3 separate regions of the Mus musculus genome follow, and regions 1 and 3 are each linked to region 2. The links are chromatin loops, found by intact Hi-C in ENCODE. Cell type or tissue: heart. All regions are shown on one strand.

Region 1 (8,000 bases), 150 kb after region 2:
GGGCCTGCATATGGACAGAAGACATCCACACGCAAGTTCCTCAACTTTTCTTGTTTGAGATGGGAATCTTTCCATGTTGCCCAGGCTGGTCTTGAACTCCCGAATTAAAACAATCTCCTTGTCCCAGCCTCTGGGGTACCAGGATTACAGAGACCTCCCAGCCTGGGCCAAGGCTTCTTGAAGCGGCTTCTGGGTGTCTGAAGAGTTGGATGATGCTGCAAACCAACACAGTGAGTAAAAGAATACAAGGCCAATCCTCCTGGCGGGGAAACAAACCATAGTCCCGGGCAGTGGATGACTTACTGTGGGAATACATACATGTTTGTATGTGTGCCTGTGAACATAGCAGCTGGGAGCCATGTTTGTCAGCAGCTGCCAGTGCCCACTAGTAGCCAAACAACTATGTTCATTCTGCCAAGTCACATCAGCCAACAATTTCATATGCAAGCTGTCCCTGTCAGCAGGTCCACTCTTAACCCTTAGGTTCCTGGCTGTCAAAAAGCAGTAAGAAAGCCGGGCGTTTAAAAAAAAAAAAAAAAAAAGCCGGACGTGGTGGCCGAAGCCTTTAATCCCAGCACTTGGGAGGCAGGGACAGGTGGATTTCTGAGTTCAAGGCCAGCCTGGTCTACAAAGTGAGTTCCAGGACAGCCAAGGCTACACAAAGAAACCCTGTCTCCAGAAACCAAAACAAACCAAAACAAACAAACAAAAAAAGCAGTAAGAATATATGCTCCTGATTCGTGCAGCCTAGTATCTTCCAGTCTTCACCTTTGGCATTTTCTACTGAAGGCAGGGATGCTATACCTCTACCTTCCTCACCTGGCCCTGGAAATGAGGGCAGAAGACCAACCTGCCCCCACCCTGCATCTCATTTGCCATGCATCGGTTAGGAGTCTGGACCTGCTCTGGATTCTCCAAGGGAGAGAAAAAAAAAAAAAGAATCACTGCCCAAGGGTACCAAGAGCATCTTGGATATAATAATGTATCTCGGTCAAAAGGACTCTAGTTTCAGCTGTCTCATGCCCAGCCCAGTCCCATATGTTGGCAACCAAAGAGTTTGGAGTAGGTCAAATGCAGACGTGATCCCAGCACTGTCACTGGTGACAAGCTGTGGGCAAGGTTCTTTTTCCATCTACATCTACAGAGAATAACACCTTCCACATTTCCATAGCTGTCTATGAGTTATGAGGGATAACTCACACAAAAGGTTTAGCAGAGAACTTGTTGAGATAGTACAAGCATTTGATAAATTGTGCTTAGAAACCTGCCTACAGTTGGGTGTGTGCATAGTTACAACAGAGTCCCAACAAAGGGACCTCTGTGAGATTGAGTTCAGCCCCGTCTACACAGTAAGTTCTCAGCCAGCCAGGGCCACAGGGTGAGGACAAACAAAAGCTTGAGCATAGATTTTTCTCCTGTCCAAGGGAAAAGGGACAGTCACTGGACTGAGAGCTAGAGAGAACAGGAAGAAGTGGGAGGGTACCTAGGCTCGAGGGATGTCCAATCCACTGCCTTAAGATTATATATAGGTCTGAGGACTGGTGGCTAGCCTGAGCGTAGCCCTCTAGCTCAGCAGGAGAAGGGCAGAGCCTGGGCAGCTGGGCAGAACAAAGGAGAGCCAGGTGTGTGCTGGAGAAGGCTGGGCACAGCTGTTGGGGGGAAGGGGGGTCAACGGGAACACCTGTTTTTTTGAGCGGAGGCACAGAACATCATCACATAATTGTGCGTGCTGGTCCTTCAGAGAGCAGACACTATATTCTGCAGACTAGGACTGGCACACTAGCTGGCACTACTCTGCTTGAGGTGCACACAGTAAGGGCTGACCAAGGTGATGAAGCCATCTCTGACAGTTCTACCATGCCATTCCAGTTGGGGTAGTGTGGGGGTTAGGGGAGAGCCAGAATTGAAGATGTGGCACCTCCAGCCTAAGGCCCTTTGGGGCAGGGCTGGGGAAGCATGCACGCTGGGCTCTGAACCTTCCTTTCCACTGAAAGCCTCTGCGGGGCTAGTTCTGGACACACGCTTTCCTCAAAACAACGCAGCAATCCAAAGGTCAGTGAAATTCACCCCAACTGGAGAAGAGCAGGCTACTGTCTGACCCAAAGGGCAGGCGTTACTGTTGCTGACAACAGAGCGAGCGAGCGCCGTGGGCTTCCCTGTGTGGCACATTTTGCAAAGATGCATTAAAGAGGATACTTTTCCTTAGCTAAAATGTGCAAAGTGAATCCAAACTGGGACAACCCTGGGGTGAGGTCCTTTCAACAAAATGGATCTGTATGCTTCAAAAGCATCAGTGTGAGTTACAGAAAAGCTGAGACTGGGTGAGGAGGCACAGAACTGTGACCACAGGACCTAGGGGGTTGGGAGGGAAAGACAAGCACTTCAAGATCAGCAATCCTAGCTCATCCTTGGCTACACAGTAGGTTCAAAGACAGACTGGTGATAAGAGAGAGCGAGAGAGAGCGAGAAAGCAAGAGAGCGAGAGAGTCAGAGAGAGAGAGACAGAGAGAGAGAGAGAGAGAGAGAGAGAGAGAGAAGGGGCTACACTGACTAGGTATGGTAGTTCATGACTGCAGTCTCAGCATGACAGGGACGGCTGGGGCAGGAGGACTGTTCTGAGTTTGCAGCTAACAAGTGAGTTCTGGACCAATATGTGCCACAAAGTGAGTCTTTGGTGGTGGCCCACACCTTTAATCCCAGCACTCAGGAGACAGAAGCAGGTGGATCTCTGTGAGTTTGTGGTCAGTGTGGTCTACATGATTGACTTCTGGCCTAGGTAAGTCTACACAGTGAGACCTAGTCTCAACAAACAGCAAGGTAAAAGCAAGTAAAGGCAATGAAGGCACCAGCAAGGGGCAATGAAGGACAGAGGCAGCCAGCAAAGAAGAAAGATACCCGCACTGTGTGTGTGCTTGCGCATGTGTATGCATGTATAAATATATGACAATGGTAGTGTCATCTACACTTTCTCCCTAATGTTTATTTACATTTTTTACTCATATGCATGAGTGTGAGGGCACTGGATACCCTAGAAGTGAACTTTAGGCAGTTGTGATGTGGGAGCTGGGACCCAAGCTCAGGTCCTCTGGAAGAGCAGCCAGTGCTCTTAACCACTGAGCGTCTCTCCAGCCTCAGTTACACTTCCTGGAGTGAAAAGTATATGGGTTATACAAGTGTTTAGGAGTGAACAACAACCATGATGTTTGGCATTGTATTCTCAGAGACACAGGACAAAGTCCTACCTGCTGGACTAACTCCTAAAGGTTCAGTTCACAAGTTTAAAGGGGCCGATTTGAGTATATAACTGCAGCAGGGGAACCTGAAGCCTCATTCTTGCTGGGCAGAGTCAGCTTGTCACGAACTGATTTAGTCTTATATGGCTAAGAAATGAGGGGGGGTGGGAGGAGGGGGGTGGGGTGAGGGTTCTGTAATCTTCAGGTCCACCACCTGGTGGCGCCTTTCTGCAACGCATCCTAGGCACTTCTCTGCACCAAGGGCAGAGCAGTGAGCCACTGCTCTCCTTCGGGCTGATAAAAAGGATGCAGGAACCACTCCATCAAACACAAGCCACTGCCTCTGCTAACTGGGTAACAGGCTGGACAGACACAGTCCATTGGGCGGCGGCAGCAGCAGCTATCTACTGCAGAGGTCCTGCAAGTCTCCCAGTTTTCAGGAAGAAACCCAAGCTCTCCAGTAAGGCTGCCAGACCTGCTACCTCCTCCACCTTACTGCCCTTATATGACACTAAATGTAGCCCATGAGTCATGGCAGCTGTATGTGCCATGAACAGTCTCACCTTACCCTTCTTCTCTCTGGCCTCCCTGTCGTCTCACCGTCCTCATTGAAGTGTCTTGTCACTTACAACAGATACTCGAAGCGGGGCAGTGGTGGTGCACACCTTTAATCCCAGCACTCGGGAGGCAGAGGCAGGTGGATTTCTGAATTTGAGGCCAGCCTGGTCTACAGAGTGAGTTCCAGGACAGCCAGGGATACACAGAGAAACCCTGTCTCGAAAAAAAAAAAAACCTAAAAAACAGATACTCCCAGCCATTTACCAGGGCTAGGTGGCCTTCTCTACCACCCAGAACACCAGAGCATACCTCTGCACCCTCCCACTGGGCTGTGACTATTGGTTTGTTTACCATCACCCCAGCCCAGGCTGTGGGCTCCCAGAGAGCAAGTCTGACTCTGCTAGCTGAGCCTAGCCTGTGCCTGCCAAAAAGCCAAGAGAAAATAGGCCATGCATCTACGAGGCACGGAGGCCAGTGTCAGGGCAGGGGATAGACAGCTGGGTATGGAGGCACAAGTGTTATTCTTCACGGGTGAATCGTGCCCTCTGCCAGGCTGGGACTGAAATGGACTGAGATGAGAACAGAGCCAGACAGACTAGGAAGTGTCTACTAGCTCAGGGCAACAGACACAAAAACTCTGCTGGTATTGGGCAGGTTAACCAGAAAAAAAAAAAATCCCCTGGCATACTGTGCAGTGGCACATGCCTATAATCCCAGCATCAGGAAGTAGAGTCAGGAAGGCAGTCTGAGCCCAGCCTGGGTTACATCGTGAGAGCTGCCCCACAATCCCCTACTCCTTCCCCCACCAAAGGAAAAGACACAAAAAGAAATGCCTCAGTACTAGTGAGGCTGAGACAAGAGGATCACTGTGGGTCAAAGCTAGCTGGGCTACTCTAAAAGAAACAAAGGCCCATGTCAGAAATGCATGAGGCAGGACATGGTCTACACTGGGTTGTTTAAATAGCAGAAAGACATCCCAATCATGGAACCAAACCCATTTCTGTATAGAACCCCACAATGAGGAAGGGACAGACTAACCTGTGTAAGAGATGCAAGACCTCTCAGAATCCACATGCGAGCTCTACATTCTTACATTATCTCTAAGTGACTTTTGCTTACAGCTTTTTAAAAATTTTTCTTTATTATTATTATATCTAAGTACACTGTAGCTGTCTTCAGATGCACCAGAAGAGGGAGTCAGATCTCATTATTGTTGCTTGGTTGTGAGCCACCATGTAATTGCTGGGATTTGAACTCAGGACCTTTGCAAGAGCAGTCGGTGCTCTTAACCACTGAGCCATCTCTCCAGCCCTGCTTACAGCTTTATAGTTTACAAAACAGCTGCAAATACATAATTCTAACTGATCTTCCCTGACACACATAGGAGCATGCATATTTCCTAGAAAAAATTAGTGAGACTCCTAAAGTCACTAACTCAAACGTTGAGGCAGGAATACATGTTTTCTCATGCTAAATCTGCATAAGCTTGTTGTTTCTGTAACTGTCTCCACACACCTGAGATAGCCAGCCTCCCTACAGATCTGCTCTCTATACTCAAGAAAGCAAGAGGAACTCACAGCCCAGGAACAAGGGTTTCAAACCACGGGCAGTCACCCAAATATCAGACAGGAGAGCAGGACCAACATGGGGTTGTGCAAACCAGGGTTCAGGCCTTAGCTTCCATCTTTCTCTTGCTCTGTTAACCCAGTCAATCCTTTGTGGGCCTCAGTTTCCTCATTTTGAAAAGGGGAGTGGTAACATTTCCTTCATAGGATGTCCAAAAGATCAGCTTGTTATCCTGGGGCTAGCAGAAGAAAGACAAATGCCCCTGTTGTGTGTATAGGTGACCTGGTAGATAATCTCTCCAGACACGTGAATTTTCAGCTTGTACCTGAAGGGCTAATTACTAGGATCCATTTTTAGGGCTTTTTCCTCCTCCCCCTAAATGCAGGGTCTTATTCAGAATGCAGACCATGCTGACCTTGAATGTGTGAGTCTCCTGTGCCTCTGCCTTTCAAGTGCTAGGATTACAGTGATTCAATACCATGCCCTGCCTGGGTTCTTTTTAATTTTTCTTTTTTAATTTATTTACTTATTTTATGTATATGAGTACGCTGTAACTGTTTTCAGACACACCAGAAGAGGGCATCAGATCCCATTGCAGATGGTTGTGAGCTATCATGTGGTTGCTGGTATTTGAACTCAGGACCTCTGGAAGAGCAGTCAGGGCTCTTAACCACTGAGCCATCTCTCCAGCCCCCTCTTTTTAATAACTTTCTCATTCGTCTATTTTTGTTTGTTAGAATGCTGGCGATAGAACCCAGGGCCTTAAGCATAGAGACAAGCGCCCTATCAAGAAACTATACCTGCAGAGCCAATGTCTGTTTCAGGACAGAGAAACCAGAACTTGGAGCTGGCAGCTCTCTTCTCCTGACTGGACTGAGACAGACATCAGGGCTATCCCTTTAAACCTGAATGGCATGACAGGTGTGGCTGAAAGGGGAGTGAGTCCTCCCCTGCTCTCAAAGGAACGACCGACCGACCGGAAGCCCTTGCTTTGTGCTCCGGATGGAGGCTGGGGGGCTGGGGAGATGGATTAGTAATCCTTTGACTCCAGCCAGGATTCCCTGGTGACAAAGACTCATGCCTGTGCTGTCATCTTCACTATTCCCCAACAGTGCCGCTTCTGCTCACTCTGTAAATGCAAGAGGATACACACAGCTCCAGTTTGTTAGGAAAATATACCACTGCCTCATTCTCCCCACGCTGGCTGCACTGTACTGCCTGGGGGTTACTAGTGAGGGCTACACAGAGCGAGCCTCACCCACTGAGGCGGCTCTGCTCTGGGCCTGTGGGAGAATACCTGCGGCAGCCAGAAAGGAAGTGACTCAGCCAGGGGGAAGTGGGAGGGGTGCTGGCAAAGGGCCTACACAGCTCCCCCAAAGTACATCCACTGCCATTAGGCAGCCTGTCCCCAGCAGCACTTGGTCATGCTGAGCACTGCAGCTGGACGCAGAAGGGACCTAAAAGCCCACTCTGCAGCCTGGGGATCCAGCTCTTGTCTCCTCCAGGAGGCAGGCTTTACAAATTAGCCCCATATGAGGAGATTGTGTAATCACCACTTACAGCCTTCAGGAGTTCCCCCATGGGCTCCACTAGAAGACTGAAGTGCTGGTCGGGGTAGGCTCGGAGCAGTTTTAGAAAAAAGCCAGAGCATCACCAGTCCCTGGGAGTGCTCAAGTGGGCTGGCTGCTCCTGAGGGCATTTCCCCAGCAGTCACTCTTAGAAGCCACCAGAATGGGATCTAGGGTATTGTCGACAGTCCTGTCACCAGCTGACCCCCTCCTCCCTGCCTCCGGAAGCAGCTGACGTGACAACAATAATCTGTCAGGCCGTGTGGGTGTCAGAGGAGGGGACAATCTTAATAGCTCTTTCTCGAGCTGTGCTGGCCTGGTATCTCCCATCCAGAAAAGCAGCCAAGCACACTGGCTTGGTTGACATTTGTGATGGGTCTTGGATCTGCAAGGGGCCTTGTGAAGAAGGGATATTGGCGCAAGTTACTGACAGCTCTCCCTTGTCATACCAGTCCGCTCTAGCTCACTGGCTAGAAAAGAAACTCACAGCAAGGAAGATCCTAGCATGTGACTCAGGGGCCCTTCAGCTCAAAATATCAGTTACTGCTCTGTGGGGTTGACTCAGCCCAATGACACGGCTGCCACAGGGTCCCATATGGAGTTCAAGTACTGTCACCCAAAATAGCTGAAATCAGGCAAAGAGAAAGCAACAAGAGATCAAAGAAGGGCTGGCTGTGCCTAAGAGCCACCTTTCTGTCTACTTTGTGACCTGGACACCTGTTTCTGGGCTCATAGCTTCCTCACCTGGAGATGGGGGTGGTGGTGGCACTGCCCCCAAGTATGGTGCACCCCGAGGGACTGTCCTCAGAACCAACATGCATGAGAGGAACCAGGCCAGTGTCTAGCCCAGGTTTTCAGAGTGGCACGGGAAAGCTCAAGCTGAGCACACAGACATGCAACTTTCCCTTACATTGTCTGCAACGGCTTTAAAAAGAAGCACTGCGTCATCCTACACGCAAGGCCATTTGGATCAGAGCCATACAAAGTTAAATTTCACAACTTTGGGCTTAAGATGTAGCTCAGCTGGGAGAGCACTTGCCTACCTCCCAACACCACAGAAACTGGGCATCGAGGC
Region 2 (8,000 bases):
TCTGGATGTCCCATAAACTTCACTGAGCTGTAAAACGCCATAACATTATCCACCTAGAAGAGGTTACCTTGTGATAATGACATAATGGAAGCAATAGCCTAGCACCAAACGCACAGTAAGAGATCAGTAAATGGTTGGTACTGTTATTGATTACCGTCGCTGTTGTTGGTTTAGCACTCGACCCCGAGAGACCTGGGTGTAGCGGGCGGAGGGGCAACTCAGGGGTCCCCCCAAGCTGCCCCAGCGCCGGACGCCTAGGGAATGACCCACACTGGGACTTCCCCATCCCACAGCTCACAGCAGGACTCATTTGACAATCACTTGGAGCGCCAGCACCAGGCCCCTTCCCAGGAAGCTTCGATTCCGCCCGGCCCGCCGGGTCACGCGCTCAGTTACCATTTTCTTGCTCTCCGTGCCACGGTTCGCCTGCCTCGACATGGTGCCCACCGTTCAGTGCCGCCTCACCTCACCTCCTCACAACCCAGATCCCAGACCCCGGGAGTCGCCGATTCAACCCAGCCGCGGCCCCTCAGCGTCTAGGACTGACCGGCCCCTCCTCACTGCGCCTGCGCGGTGTGGCGCAGAGGACCCCGGGACTTGTGGTTCGGCTGACCAAAGTCAGACTACAGCATCCGGCAGTTCTACCCGGAAGTCCCACCCGTGATTCAGCTCGAGCTGCAGCTCCGGAATGCTACCAGCGCCCGGGTGGCTGCACCATTATGGCCGCTAGGTGGCATCCGCACCTTGTGGTAGTCCTACATTGTCCACAGAGTGTCCTTATTTTCCTCCCCCACGACTGGCACTGTGATGTTCTGCAAATTCTTCTCTCTCCCAGACTGGTCTTGGAAAGTCCCTATTTCGAACTGTTTTCTGTTGCTGCAGATCAGCTCCAGAAGCGCCCAGGATGTCCTGAAAAACTAGCGATGGCTCACACAGAGGTCTAAAGTTCATTATAAAAAGTTTGCATGACCACATATTCTATGTCAGGATAGTTAACGGCTTTCTCTTTCAACTGCCATCTGTTCCCAAACCCCAAACACAGCCAAGCCCTGCATCCTTACACTTGTGGCCTTTTTAACAAATCCAAATCACTTACCGTCCCTTCTCTAGAACAGCTACCCTGCCTAGTTCCCAGAAAAACCAAGATGCCGGCTGTGGTGGCACTCAGTGCCGAGTTCTAATCCCAGGCTTGCCATCTGAGGCCAGATGCTGAAGTTCTTTCAGTTGCTGTAAATATTAATGAGACATGAGCACAGATCGTGGGCACAGAAAAGGCACAGAGGAAATGTGATTCCCTTCGAGCTACACTATCAAGACAGTCCAACAGATCCAAACACAGCCCAACAATCGTTGAGGAATGTGCTAGCTGACCAAACCCTTCTTACCCTTCACAGAGGCAAAGCCCTGTCATCACTGACCACAGCCCTTTGGATTTGGCTCCGGCCGTCTCTCCTTAGTGGTCAGCCCTGTGGGCACTGTGCTTGGAATTCAGGTCTCCTCGCTTCAGCCTGCTTGTCTGTCTCTGCAGCAACTATATACTGTTGTGTACCACCCGGCCTTCACCATGACAACTGCTCTGTCCAGATACTGAGCCAGCTAGGCTAGGAGAAGGCTGGAGGGGGGCAAGGGTTTCTCCCAGTCTTTCCCTGAGGTTATAGGACCAATCATTATTATAGCCTTCTCCCTGTAGTACAGACATTCCGGGGCCTCCCTAGAGGCAGAGATCCCTGACTCTCCATCCTGTGGCACGACCTCAGGAGGCTGCATGAGGGTCTCTAGAAGGGAGCAGAAGAAGAAGACAGAAGTCTGTAGCCTTGGGAGAGTAGCAGTGAGGCTAGTCCAGAGCCTCCTTCATTCCCAGGAGAGGGGACAGCTGAGGTGAAAACAGCAGTTGGCCAGCCTGTCAGTCGGTCTGGGCTCCTCCCTGCCGGCTGCCTTGGCTGCCCACAGAAACCTGAGTCACAGTCACAGGCAGCCGCCTGACCCCACCCAGCCTGCTGTCAGGCAGGGCGGTTCTGGACAGACTGGAGGTGGAGCCTCTCCTTGACTTCTCACGGACTCATTATCCCCCCTCTCTGCCTCTGATTCCCGAACTTGGCCCTGCCTTTTCTTTGGGACAGTTCTCCGAGTCATCAGTTTTGAATTAAGGGTGGGGGCGGGGCACATGTATTGATCTGTAAGGTCTCATCCTTGCTCAGACTGCAACCTGAAAACTCCTTGGGGTGGCTGTCAGGGATCAGGAGTAGAGCGCATGCTTTGTATGGGCAAGGCCCTGGGTCTCATCTCCAGCACAAACAAGACAGAACTCCCTACACAGCAGGCCCCAAGTTCTTGGACTTCTCCCTTCAATTTTGAATTCCAGCCCCTCCCTCTCCCTCTCTACCACCTGTAGGGAGTAAGACTTTTAGGAAACCAGATATCCCTCCCGACCCTCATCTCCTGTTCCCTAGAAAAGAAGGCAGTAAGAGTGGAACGTAAGAAATTCAAGGTCATTCTCAGTCAAACAGCGTGTACAAGTCCAGCCTGGGCTACAAGAAGCCCGGTCTCAAAAAAAAAAAAAAAAAAAAAAAGAGAAAGGAAGGAAGGAAGGAAGGAAGAAGGAAAAAAAAAAGGAAATTGGAGAAGAGACCCCAGGACCAGTTGTTTCTCATCCCTAGTAGGAGCTTGAAAAAAGACTTCCTCTAAGACACCCAAAGGCTTGACCTCTGTAGTACAGATTTTTAGTTCCTCCTGCCTAGGAACTTCTGCTCTTCCCTTCCTCCTCAAGAGCTGTAAGGAGAGAAAGAGGCAGCTGGTCACTACTACCCTGAAGGACTTTTCCCAGTCCCAGTCTCAAGCCGCGGGCCCTAGAGGCTAAGAGGCAGTCTAAGTCACAGCCCCTCCTCTTCTTTGTGCTGTGCGGTGGGGGTGGAGCGGGAGTGAGAATCTGGTGGCTGCACTTTCCGCTGCCCCCCAAAAGGCTCCTCCCACTTCCTACTTTGTGGGGGTGGAGGCAGCATCCCAGGCCCTAGTCCTGAGATTTGTATCTGAGTTAAATCTCCTAACCGTTTTCTTCAGTACTGGGTGGGTTCATCCTGGGCTCTGCCCCATCAAAACTAGGCGATTGGGAGCGTTTTGGCTCCTGCCTTCCTTCTAGGACGATTTGCAAGGGGACATCATCCTGATCTTCAGTCAGGGAATTTCCCCAACCCCAGCCCAGCCTGGTGGAGAAACTAACGATTCACTCGCTCTTGTCTATTTCCGTGGAGGGGGAGGAGACTGCCCCGGGCAGCTGAGGCCGACAAAGTTCCCTGCCTCGAGCTGAATGGGCAGGATATCCTCTTGGGGTTTCAGCCCAGATGTTACACATACCCATGATTGCACTTTCTTTGAGAAGGCATGTGGAGCCCCCTCATACCCTTAAACATAAAGGCACCAGTCTTTTCTAAATAAATAAATAGCAAACAAATAAATAAATCTGTTAATCATCAGTTGCTGGGCTGGAGCTCCTGGTCAGTTACAGGGAGAAAAGAGAAGTGTCTATTCTGCCTGCCTACTCCAAACGCATTATAGGGCTGTAGCACTGCCCTGGCTCCCCAAAAGGCATTCTCCCAGGCTCCATATAGGCCCTTCAGCTGTGCCAGAATGCTCTAGCTGTTGCTGGCCAGGAAACCTGCCCCTCCCATTGGCTACCTCTCAGATACCCAGCTGCTCTGCAGTACTAAAGGCTGAGGCCAGGGTTCCTCAACTTTGGTACCTCAGGCATTCTGTGTCCGTGAATTTTCTGTTGTGACAGGGTTGTAGGATTTTTTAAAGCCATATTCTTGTCTCACATTCACTGGATGCCAATAGCACCCTCGGTTGTAACAAAAAAAGTGTCCTTAAACACTGACCAAAATGCCCTCCAGAGTGCCTGTGTAAATGCAAACATGCCTTTGGTGGAGGACTGAAGATGCAGCCAACCACCACACACCTGAGCTACCCCTGCCCAGTTCAGAGAACTCCCCAAAGCCAGTCCTAGATGATCAGACACAAGTGCAGATTTCCAGTTTTCATATCTTTCCCAGGTTGGAATCTCTTGCTCTTAGGCTCCTTTAAATCCACTGTCCCTCTTTATTCCTGAACTCTCCCCACTGTGGGAATCTCACCACTCCCATTTTTTTATCCCAGGACTGGGAGGTAGGAGGAAAACCAGCCCAAGCAGCTGGTCCCTTGTTGGGTTCTCTGCAGGGCTCAGTACGAGCCTATGCCCAGCTCTGGACAATGTAAACCTTAGACCTCTGGATTCACAAGAGACAGCCATGGACTCTAGTATCCATGTGATCACCTCATCCTGCAGATGGGATGACTAACAGCAAATATGGAATGTCATCTTCATCCTCTTTTATATCTGAGTTCCCATCATCGTCATCATCATATGTACTCAGCACTTCCTATATACCAGGCCCTATGCTAAGTACTTCATTTCCATTGTCTTACTTAATCTTTACAATGACCCTCAAAATACTTCATGGCACCATTTAATTTAATTTTTTTATTTATTGTGAAGCATATCTCATACATCCCAATTGCCCTCAAAATTGCCCCATAACCAGGGGTTTTTATTTATTATTATAAATACTATTTAAATATTATAATACTATTTAAAGGGAGTTTTATTATATTCCTTACTTTTAAAAATTGGTGGCATGTGCCTTTAATTCTAGCACCAGGGAGAAAGAAGGTGGATCTCTGTGAATTGGAGGCCATTCTGGTACACTGGGTGAGTTACAGGCCAGCCAGGGCTACACAGTGAGTCCCAATCTAAATATATTTTTTCTTTTGTTTGTTTATTTATTTATTTATTTATGTGTGTGTGTGTGTGTGTGTGTGTGTGTTTGTGTGTTGGTTTCTCTGTGTAGCCCTGGCTGTCTTGGAACTCAATCCGCAGACCAGATTAGCCTTGAACTCAGAAACCTGCCTCCCGGGATGAAGTACATTCTTAATTCTACATAGGAGTGCAGAGATCAGAGAGCAACTTGCAGAAATTCGTTCTCTTCTACCATGTGGGTCCCAGGAATCCAACTCAGATCATCAGGTTTGGCTGAAAGCACCTTTACCCACCAAGCTGTTTTTCCCCCTGAAGCCTGTCTTGAAAGTCTGATCCTCCAGCCTCCACCTTCCAAGTGCCGAGATTGCCGGCCTGTGCCATCACGCCTGTGCCATCACGCCTGCTTGATGTAGTGCTGGAAATCCGAGCCCAGGGCTTAGTGCACGCTAGGCAGCCACTGTGGGCTGCACTGCACCCCCACATCACTACTGCTGTTTATCAACTTTAGAGTTTCAGGAGACGTGTCACTCTCGTTGCTGGCCTTTAGCACCATCCTTTTCTAAAGTCACTCAGCCTCCACCTCGGGCGAATCTTCCCTCCCCCCTCCCCCCAGGGTTCAAAGCGCCAGTTACTTACTACTGGGATAGAAACTGCTGCTAGGTTGCCTGAAACTTCTCCCTTTCCCTGAATCGTACTCCCTGCCCTCTCCCTTGGAATGACTGTTCTGTGGAGGTGCTCTAAGGAAGGAGGGTCCAGTGGTTAGGAAGGGGAAGGAGAGACAGGGAGACAGTGCCTCCCTGGCCCTAATCTGTGGACAACTAGAGAAATGACCTCCAGGTCAGGACAAAGAGCAGGGCTAGGATAGGCAGAGCCCAGCGGCCCCTCCTTCCTCCCTCCAGTCTGGTCCTCTCTGCACCAGTACCTCTACTATCGATCCACCTTCCCAGCAAGCTCCCTGCACCCTGTCCGAAGCCAAGCCCGACTTGGCTCGAAGCCCTCACCTCAGCGGGCGGGCATTGAAACAGGAGATAGGAGAGCCCACTCCAGAGCCCCGAGTATTTTCGGGGAGGAGGGTGAAGTGAGGCTTACTACTCTTTATCGCGACGAGCCGTAGGAAAGAAAAATCCTTCTGGAGAGATGTGGGGGCGGGGGATGGGGGTCTTCTGATGAAGGTAGGGGAGGCTCTAGGCTAGGACCACCCAGTTTGGATCAGGGAGGGCCCCAGCAGATTAGAGACCTGAGTAAAGCGCCTTACAGGGTTGTAATTACTCCCAGAGAAACAGAGAAGACACCAACCCTAGGGTGCAAGAGGAAAAGCGCCTTCGCAGCCATCACCAGAAAAGAGAAAGGATAGCCCTTTTAGGAGTCTCCATGAGACCGTTCTTCAGGCGTTGCAACGCCCCCCCCCCAATAAAGATTTTTGTCTGAGGCAGGCTTGGGAGAGAATTTAGACTGCACGCTAGAGCCTCCAGCATCCAGAGAGAGAATAGGGGATCCTAACCCAGCACCCCACTCCCCTAGTCCCAGCGGCCGGTGAGTCACCCGAGAGCTCCCTACATAGTCTTCAGGCGCGCGGCACGTACCAACGCGCGGCCGCAGGGGGAGTCAGTGTGGCCAGCAGCGTGCCCCCAGCTCGGCGTCCGCCCTGCGGCGACCACAGAAGGAGCATCGTGAAGTTCCGGGAGCTGCATCGCAGGGCGGTGTCGGAGCCCTCTGGTTGTGCCCGTGGTGGCTCCGTACTCCATCACTGCGGGGGCGGTCATCCCCCGCGCACTTGGTACATTCGGAGAGGCCAGGCCCAGCCCGGGCGGTACAATAGGGTTGGGCCGCGACCAGGACTGGGCCGGCGCGGGGCAAAGGAGCAGAATCGCGGTCGCGGAGGACCGACCTCGGGTAGCTGGCTACTCAGAGCTTCGTTAGCCACCGGCCTCTACCTCTCCCACTCGGAACGCCGCCGCCTCTGGGTCTTTGCCCGCTGGGCGGGCCGGGCGGGATGCGCCGCGGGACCCTGGTCCTGGCCTCCGGCCGTCGCCGCCGTCGCGGCTGAGACCCTCCCCCAAAACCTCCAGTGACGCCGCAGCCATGGAGAGTGGCCCGCGTGTGGAGCCCGGCCCGGGCGCACCCGCAGGTAAGCCGGGAGCCACACAAGAGCGAGCCCGGAGGGGGACCGAGTAGCCGCAGGGCGGCCGAGGATGAGGCTGGCGGCTGGGCGGGGACCCCTCCCCCCCGCGCCCTCTGACCACTTAGAAGTTTAAAAATAAAGGCTGTGGCCGCTGCCGAGGCTCCGGGCCACGGACGCATCTTCTGACAGCTGCCTCCTCCCCCCAACCTCCGCGCCGGGAAGCACGGGGCATCGGGATCCGTGGGAACCCGGCTAGGGATTCGATGGGGTGACCCTTCTGCCGCAGCCTGGTGCTATCCTCTCGTCCCCACCCCCACTCTCCTTCGAGATCCACCCCAGACTCTGAAGATCCTCTTTTACTGAGCTGGAGCTACTGTCTTCTCCATCCTCCGCGGGCACGTGTGACCTTAGTCTTAATATGTGTGTTAGGGTACCAGATTCTCAGGTCTGGAACTATGCATACCGAAGCTAGGCCCTCGTACCCCCACGCCCAGGCCCTGGCCCAGACCTCGCCCCCACCCCATCCGTCCAGCTGCCGCGCAAAGGGCCTGTTGCTGTTGTGGGCCGACCAGGAGGGGAGGGAGACGAGGGGGAGGTCTTTAGCGGTGGCTGCCAAGTAACCCGCCGGATAAAGGCGAGGGGGAGGGGGAGGCGGTATTGTTTGGGGCGCGGGTGGGAGCTGGGGAGTGGGCCGCCTTCCCAAAAGCCAGGCCTACTTCAGAGCCCACCCAGTCTGATTTGGGACAGGAGTGACAGAGGTCTGCCGGCACCACGTCACTTCTTTGGGCCGGACTCTGTAGAATGAGGTGACCGCTCAAGGATGGCACTCCCTACATGCCACATCATTCCCTCAGACTGAGGGTTTTTGGATGCTTTACACACACACACACACACACACACACACACAGAGTCTCAATGCCCTAGACCACCAAAGCTCTCCTTTCCACCCCTCACCCCACCAACCACCAGTGTTCTGGACTTCTGCAAACCCCATTCTATCTGGGAGCAGCTGACGAGGGGGTGGGGACAGAATTCTGGTTGGGCCCCGTGTTGGAGGGAGGACTCTTTCTTCCTGGAAGGGGAGGGAAA
Region 3 (8,000 bases), 160 kb after region 2:
TCCCTCAGGTACTTAGGGGTGGTCTAAACTCTATGTATGAGGAAAATCAGGGTTTGGAGAAATGGCCTAGTGGCTAAGAACACTTACTGCCCTTGGAGAACCTGGGTTCAGTTCACAGAACCCGCATCAGAAAGCTCGTAACCACCTGTAACTCAAGCTCTAGGGCACATAAACTCACGCAGCCTCACGCATACACAAACAAAAAATAAGTAAGAAAAAAAAAAGGGGGCTGGAGAGATGGCTCAGTGGTTAAGAGCACCGACTGCTCTTTGGAAGATGCAGGTATTTCCAGCACGCAGGCATCCATCACCACAGAGTACCAACGCTCAAACATCTTCACTGAGTGCCCGCTTCTCTCTCTAGTTTCTCTCTCCCGCATATCCTGCAGCCAAGTCCTGTTATATTCTGTGATGGAACCCCTGTGGCACCAAAACCATGAGAGAGAGCGCGTGCACACACACCCCCACCACCACTTCTACCTAGGGGCCTAGAGTGCTTCACAAAACCCCAGAACTCCTCAAAGTCTTAAGAGCGCTCTAACCCTCTCCATTCCTCATCCCCGGGAAGGTCATTTCTTCTGTTCCCTTGATCTGTACTTCATGCTGCACAGACTTCTGGGAAAGACTCCCCAATACCTGTGCACGTGCTAATGGATTGGGGTGCCTGTCCCTCTCTCCTCTTCCTTGCCCCTGCCCCTAGCATGTGGCAGTCCCACGTGGAAATTCACAGGTGTACTGCAGAGAGTCTCTACCTTGAGCCACCACACACATAAGCATGGTGGAGCACACGTTCATCAGCGTGACCCTCCCTGCTGAGGCTAACTCAGGTTCCAGAGCAGGCTCATCAGTGGGGACTCCAGAGAACACGACATACATTCCCTCCAGTTCATGCTTTAAATGCTACTTCTCAGCCCAGTGTGGAGGCACAAATCTGTAAGCCCAGACACAAATTTGAAATCACCCTGGTCTACAAAGAGAGACCCTGTCTCACAAGGCCGAACAATATTATTTCTCAGTAGTTCTGCTTTTCTGGGGGCTGGGGCAGGGTTAAGACAGGGTCTCTTTATGTAGCCTTAGCTGTTCTAGAACTCACTACATAGACCAGCATGAACTAGAACTCATGGAGGTCTGTCTGCTCTGCCTCCCGACACTACCAGGGCTAGCTCTGCTTCTGCTCCTAGAGAAGGCTTTAGGGGAGAGACACATCTGCAGTGACGCTGTCCAGCCTGGGGAAGCCCCATTCTCTTTTCAGATAGAATACATAAACTGCAGCGTGCTCTCGGGACCCCTCAGAACAAACAGCTCCGTGGGACACAGCTCTACTAGCTCCTGTCAATTGCTTCAAGTGGGTCCCAGAAGCTCTCTAGCCATTTGCCACGAAAACTACCATTCACCAAGCGTCTACTGCACACTGAACGCTGAGTCCTAACTCTGTAACATCTGTCTTGATCCTCACGACAGCCCTATTGCGGAAGAAGTCCTACTGTGTCTTTTTACAGTGAGAAATCTGGCTAGCTGAGCAGGGATTAGAAGTAGACCTGTTTGAGCCAAAAAAGCTCTTAACCGCTTCAAACTACTGTCTTCTCCGTTAAAGGCACAGGAGAGAAAATGAAACCCCCCTTACATCTGGGAGGAAAGTCCTACCTTGCCATTGCCAGCAGCTTAAACAACCTGAGATCTCAGAGAGAGAAGAGCACTTTGGGGAGCACTTGAAGGGGTTGTCCACCTAGCACTGACCACACGGTGCCTTCTCAGCACAGGTCCAGTAGGTCTATACTCTCTTCTTGGAAGCATGTGATGGTCTCTGACGAAGTGTCTAGCTCTCTCACCCTCCTCAACTCCTCACAGAGAATGCGATCTAAGATACAGATCTAGTCCTGTCACTCCTCAGCTAAAAGCTTACTGGCCTCTTGTGCACTAGACACAAAGTTCCAAATGATCCATGAGATGTTCATTTTTTTTTATTAACTTATATTGCTTTACTTTGTGCCCTGTCGGCTTCCATACCACTCTACTGACACAGCTAAGGTTGTCTCTCTCTGACTCTCTGTACTTCTCTCCAAATAGCATCTCCCATTTTACATGACTAAGCCTCCCTCCCCCTTTCTGTCCTTCCAGTCACTATCCTCCTGTCACTACTGCTCAGGCTTCCCAGACTGAGCTAGCAGCTTCCCCACTGGGCTCCCTCAGCATTCAGTTTCTGTTGCTTTTGTAGATCACATTTCACCTATCTGCTTGCAGGTCAGTTTCCTCTAGCTGGACAGTGAACTAGTTCGGATAAGAACCTCTTTATTAGGTGTTAGCGCAACTCTCCATAATGACTCTTTTTACCATGGCCAGTGGTTTGCAAATGAGGACGAATACAAATGACCCAAGGTCGGGCAACCAGAAAGCAGCGGCACCAGAATCTGAATTTAAGGAGTCCAGAGCAAGGTTGACACACACTTTTAATCCCAGGCTTTAAGGAGTGAGCCTCCAAAGCCTACGAATACTACACAGCACTAGGCTCTACAGGCAGGGCCCTTTTGTTATGAGAAAAATGAATGAATGAATGAATGAATGAATGGGGACTATCTCTGGCAGAGATAGTCTAATCCACAATCAAATAACAGGGCCTTTAAGGAGGAACTCACAACGTTGTTTATAAATAAGGGCTATAGGATTTTGCTCTTCCTTATCTCATGCAAAACTACTCAGCCGAGAGGGAAAGGCGCCCAGCCCAGCGTGACTACCCTCTTCCTCAATGATTCTCAAAACCAGCAAAGCCAACCGGTTTCCTCCAGTGACTTAAAACAGAGCAAAGTCTATCCTGCCACCGAAGGTGGCTGTCAGCTCTTCCTTCTGCCAACAACCTGGGGGAGTGGGGGTGGACGGAGAAGCCACCGGGAATCCGAAAGCTCCTACCCAAGATTGAAAGGTGGGGCCAAGCATCGTAGGAATGGGCGGGCCTGACCAGGATGGCAGGTGAAACACTGACCACAGCAAGCTCTCCCACGGTGAAGACCGGCCCAACGTGGATCTGGCAAGCAGGTTGCTGTGACTCGCACCTGAACGCCGCCCAGGATGTGAAAATTCCCCAGCAGCGATGGTGTTGGTGCCAACGGGTGAGGGCTCCAGGAGGAAAACCTTGGCTGGCTCTCCTTGGGGACTCGTTCTAACTTTCAAGTCACTCTCTAGGTCAGGAGAGAAGCATGGAGAGGAGGAGCGGGTCTCTCTGGGAGAAAAACTAGAGCGGGCCAAACGCCGGCTGCTTCGATGACTGGTTGAGTGGGTCTGGGCAAGGCGAGCAGTGCCCATTTCCCAGGGCTGCGGCAAAAGACCGAGGCTCCCGGCAGCCGACGCCCCCGCTGCCGGGAAGGACAGACCTCCAGTGGCGGAGGGGGAATTCACTATAGCCGTTCTGGTCGCGCCGGTCAGCTTCGGGCTGTCACCGGGGTCCCTCCGCCACGGTGGCCCGCCCCGCCAGCACGCAGCCCCCACCCGGCTCCGCGTCCCGGGACCCCGAACTCACCTTTCCCGGGGAATCAGCGCTCCTTGCCCATAGTCCGCAGCCCAGAGTCGGGGCTGCTCGGCGCTCCGTCCCGGGGGCCGGGGCCGGGCCGGGGGCGTGGGAGCCGCTCACCGCCGCCTCCCAGCGCAGCCGCCAGAGCTGCCGCCGCCGCCTCCCTCCATGGCTGCGGCGCCGCCACCTGACAACGGAAGTGACGCATAGGCTCTCGGCCCCGCCTCCCGCCCCCTCGCCTGAGTTTGGGGTTGGTGCGCCATCTTCAGGATGGGCGGAAGCCTTCAGGCAGGAAGCCCAGATAAGATCGCCAATTGGTTCTGGGTGGAGTCTGGGTCGAAATCTGTAAAGTGATTGGACAGTCAGGGGGCGGTACTTACCGCTAATCTACATCTACAGTGGGACTGGGACAGAGGCGCCGGTCCGCCTTGGCTCTGCAGAACCTCACCGACTTATGCTCTCCTTGCTGGGGTTGGGGACGTCTCTAAGTGGTTGCAAAACCCGCCAACTGCACTGCATTCTTTAGAAAAGTAGTCTTTCTTTGCTCCCCATTTCTCGGCTTCTGGAAATTTGTGTGGGAAAGTGCTGAAGTTGGGTACAAGAGAAGTCAAGAATTGGCTGTCGCTACTGTCACAATTCATTTCACTTTAGGCCCTTCAGAAACCCCAAAGATGGCCAAGTTCATCTTGGACATCCCTAGAGTCTTGTCCAGGGAGATTGCAGTGAAGAGTTCCAATGAACGACTTCAGCCGGCTGTCTACCTCACTCCCTCCTGCCAGTTTCCGTCCTTTCTCCTCCTTCAGCAGCCACGCCCTCCATGAATCAGCTTCTTGCACCAGCAGATGAGCCCTTTAAAGGGATTGCATCAGTCTGGTGACTCACTGGGGGCCCTCGAAAATCCTGGCTTCCGTCCACTGCCGTGTAGAAGCGGCCAGAAGGGCTCGGTGGCAGCAGTACCAGCGGCCATAGTCCCACTCCTTTGTCTCAGAGTTAACAAGTGTACTTGATGACACTCTTCCCTCCCCTGGGTCATTCTGGATCCACGTGTAGACACACGTGGACACGACTAAGCCCTGCTAGGACACCGAAGGCTGGTCTTCATAATGAAGTCCCAGCCTGAATCCTTTCTTAATGTCTTTGATTGGCTTGGTGGCCATTCAGCTGCAGATAATGCTGAATAACTAGTAATGATACCAGCTCCTAAGGCCCTGTCTTATGCAAAATGAGGCACTTTTAGAGACCTGTTAACAAATGCAGAAGGTAGCACTCAGAGAGAGAGGGTAACCTCTGCCGTGACACCCAGCTAATAATGGCTGGGCTGTGGTTTGAAGAAAGTTTCGTGGGTTCCAAAAAGGCTAGAGCTTGAATCCCCATTGTATCACTTACAAACTAGGTAATTCAGTGTAAATCCTGGCTGCCCAAGTGGGGATAACACATTACACCAACCATGGGAGGACCCAAGGAGTTTCACATCCAGCTAACCACACCCTATAGATGCCCACTGGTCTCAGTCGGGGAACCTCTAGGAGGCACGTGACTCAAAGGCAGGCATCCAGAAGGCCGGCCCACTTTGCTCCTCTCTCTGACAAAGTGAGGAGAAAAAGGATTCCGGAAGCCCTGCCTTTGACAGGGATGAATCTTGGGTTTTCCAGTTCACTAATTACCAGTAAGATGAATCACTGGGCGCTGACACCACCATTCCAACTCCTGGTAGGCTCTCAGCTGACTCAAAATATAGAAGTTTTAACAAAGCAGAGGAGGAGAAAGTGCCAGCCAGAGGAGATTAAAAAAAAAAAAAAACTGTCATCAGGACACCAACTCATGGATCTCTGGGACATACATGGGTGGTGACAGTCTCCTGCTGGCTCTCCAACTCTGGCTCACTGGCAGATGGTGCTGCCATAACAAAATGACACCTGTCACAACAGCTCAAGATGGCTTCTTGAAAAGAGATAGGCAGATTGGACTATCACAGAAGGAGGGGAGACCTCACCCCCAGGAGCTTCTTCAGACTACAGAACCCCAACCCTACTTAGCAGCTGGGTTTTGGCTTCTTTGCGTCCAAGCTTCAAGGCCTGAGTATGGCAAGGTTTGGTGTTGGTTTTGCTTTTTTTTTTTTTTGGTACCTGGGACTGAACCTATGGCCTCTTCTGTGGTAGAAGGTATTTCACCACTGAGCTGTATCTCCACTGCTTTTGTTTTTGAGACAGAGTTTCAATAAGTTGCTCAGGCTGGCTCTCTAGTCTCTATAGTACTATCTGGATTTGAACCTGTAACCTACCTCCACTTCCCCAGCAGCCTGGATTATAGACTGCACCACCACATCCAGCGGTGTATCAGGTTCTGAGTGTCCAACTCACACTGGGGGTGAGCAATAGAATGGATGCCAGGAGTACTGGGAAACAGAAGAGAGTCCCAGTGGCTAGAGAAGTAGCCCAGATGGTACAATGCTGGCCTTAGCGTGTGTGACTCACTGAGTCCCAACCCTAGTATTACAATAAACCCGACATGTAATCCCAGTATCTTGGGAGGTGAAGGCACTCTTCCTTCCTTCTTTCACAGCAAATTGAAGGCCAGCTTGGACTGCATGAGACCACATGTTAAAAAACAAACACAAGCCGGGTAGTGGTGGCACGCACCTTTAATCCCAACCCTTGGGAGGCAGAGGCAAGCAGATTTCTGAGTTCGAGGCCAGCCTGGTCTACAAACTGAGTTTCAGGACAGCCAGGGCTACACAGAGAAACCCTGTCTCCAAACAAACAAACAAACAAACAAACCAAAGAAACAAAATAAAAGTGCCAGGGTTGAGATGGGCTCTGGTAGCAGGGAAGCCTAACTTCAGATTCCCAGTTGTTCACCTTGAGCCCATCACGTTTACAAACTCTGTCTGATGAAGCTGTTAATACACATACATAGGATAAGCCTGCAGCTCTGCCCCTTCGTGGGGTTTACCAAGCTCCCAACACAGGGCACAACAGCAATCGTTGACTTCTGACCACCATTACGCTGCCCAGCAGTTCCCATTTAACTCAACCACTGGCTGGGGAGGAGTCCCCTCCCTTTCTGGAGAGACATTTAAAAACTGTTTGTTTTGTTTTCCTTTAAATACCATTTTCCCAACAAACGTCATGCCATGCCCTCCCACCTTTGGAGACTGGGTCTTGCTATGTATCCCTGGCCTAGAACTCACTCTATAGGCAGACCTACAATTCTGCAGGCTGGCCTTGGAACTCAAGAAGATCCACCTGCCCCTGCCTCTGAGGACCAAAGGCATGGGCCACCATGCCCAGCTGATTACTTCCAACCTTAGCTAACAGCCATTAAGCTTATGACCAGAACTAGCGACCTAGAATGCTTACCTTGCTGTTGGTATACTTCTATGCCCTTGCAGAATCTAAGCTGCTCTCATCCAAAATGTACTATCTCTGGGTCTTCCTGGAATGCTAATGAGAACGTCGAGGACCCTTGTTACCTCTGCCTACCCTTTGGCCAGGGATGCCAGACTAGAGTTCACTGGACTGTTTAAGTCCCACCTGCTCAGCCATGCTGAGACGAGGGCATACTCTTGTCCCTTGCATGTTTCTGGCATGAGTCAACATATTTATGTCCATTCAGCATTCTAAACTTCAGTGGTCTCCTTCCTTCAAACATTGATTGCACCCCCCCCCCCCAAAAAAAAAACCTCTTCTCTCCAGGAATGAGAGATGGGTATGGATAGCGCTGCTCGAGCACTCAGCTCTTGGGGGTTCTACCATCAATGGGACCCTCCCCCCCGGACACTTTGGCTGGAGCGACAAGGAGGGTGGATGTGAAAGCTTGGGCAAATGCCATGACAGTCTAGACTCCAGTACCATCTTGAAACACACTGCCATCTTATCCCCGGAGCTCCTGGGCCCCTCTTGTTCACAGCTAAGTCACCCTCCATTTGTTACCTCAGGGAACAGAAGACACAACAGCATGCAGAGACTATTTTTAGTTTCTGAATTCCAAAAGCCCAACCTTCAGGAAGAAATGGAAAGAATGCCTATGTAGAAACAAATTTAGAAAACCATGGAAAAGCTGGATGTGGGAGCATGAGACGCACTCGAGTGCGTGAGTGCATGCGTGTGTGTGTGTGTGTGTGTGTGTGTGTGTGTGTGTGTGTGTGTGTTTGTATGTATGTGTGTTCCAGCTGGGACGCAGGGACTGCCAGGAGACAGGAGCTAGCACACTTCCCTCTCCGAGGCAACAAGACCCTCCAGAGATCGAGAGCTCTGGAGCTGTGGGTAGATTTGGCCTAATTAATCTAAGATCCAAGAACTACCTGGTCCTAGGAGGACCTAAAGAGCAGAAAAGAACCTGATAAACCTAAGTGGGCTGCAGTGGCACACTCCTGCAATACCAGCACTTGGGAGGCGGAAGTAGGAAGATCATGAGTTCAAGGCCAGGCTGGGACGCAGGAGGCCTTGTCTCAAAAACTAACAAACAGAAATGTAATTGAGGAAAATACGTAATAAAAA

Evidence for each region. Peaks named below come from ENCODE experiments on the same cell type or tissue, not always from the same donor. Only the 100,000 strongest peaks of a DNase experiment are listed, where the experiment ranks them.
Region 1: it touches region 2 in a loop (2.3-fold over the local background); 5 of 42 quality-filtered maps call a loop at or near these places.
Region 3: a loop joins it to region 2, with 2.3 times the contacts of the local background. A loop is called at or near these places in 7 of 42 quality-filtered maps.

What each region holds. Positions count from the first base shown.
Region 1 is chr4:126,109,679-126,117,678 of GRCm38, reverse strand. The region is part of intron 1 of Stk40 (serine/threonine kinase 40); the gene reads right to left. Among named protein-coding and RNA genes, the nearest start is that of Stk40, 9.7 kb to the right of the region's middle. In heart, CTCF peaks have their summits at 3,460, 4,964 (motif pointing right), 5,911 (motif pointing right), 6,846 and 1 weaker place; DNase peaks (open chromatin) are centred at 3,478, 6,708, 7,148, 7,718 and 1 weaker place; H3K4me3 peaks cover 1,879 bases; H3K27ac peaks cover 3,065 bases.
Region 2 is chr4:126,254,934-126,262,933 of GRCm38, reverse strand. It overlaps Map7d1 (MAP7 domain containing 1), which reads left to right and starts at 6,615. Exons shown (of 18, transcript NM_001347198.1): 1 at 6,615-6,917. The coding sequence starts at 6,872. It overlaps Trappc3 (trafficking protein particle complex 3), which reads right to left and starts at 529. Exons shown (of 5, transcript NM_013718.2): 1 at 397-529. The coding sequence starts at 438. In heart, CTCF peaks have their summits at 3,734 and 6,409; DNase peaks (open chromatin) are centred at 623, 1,953, 2,923, 6,613 and 6 weaker places; H3K4me3 peaks cover 6,649 bases; H3K27ac peaks cover 7,465 bases.
Region 3 is chr4:126,099,657-126,107,656 of GRCm38, reverse strand. It overlaps Stk40 (serine/threonine kinase 40), which reads right to left and starts at 3,700. Exons shown (of 11, transcript NM_028800.3): 1 at 3,511-3,700. In heart, a CTCF peak has its summit at 3,773 (motif pointing left); DNase peaks (open chromatin) are centred at 3,096, 3,796, 4,336 and 5,036; H3K4me3 peaks cover 3,958 bases; H3K27ac peaks cover 4,659 bases.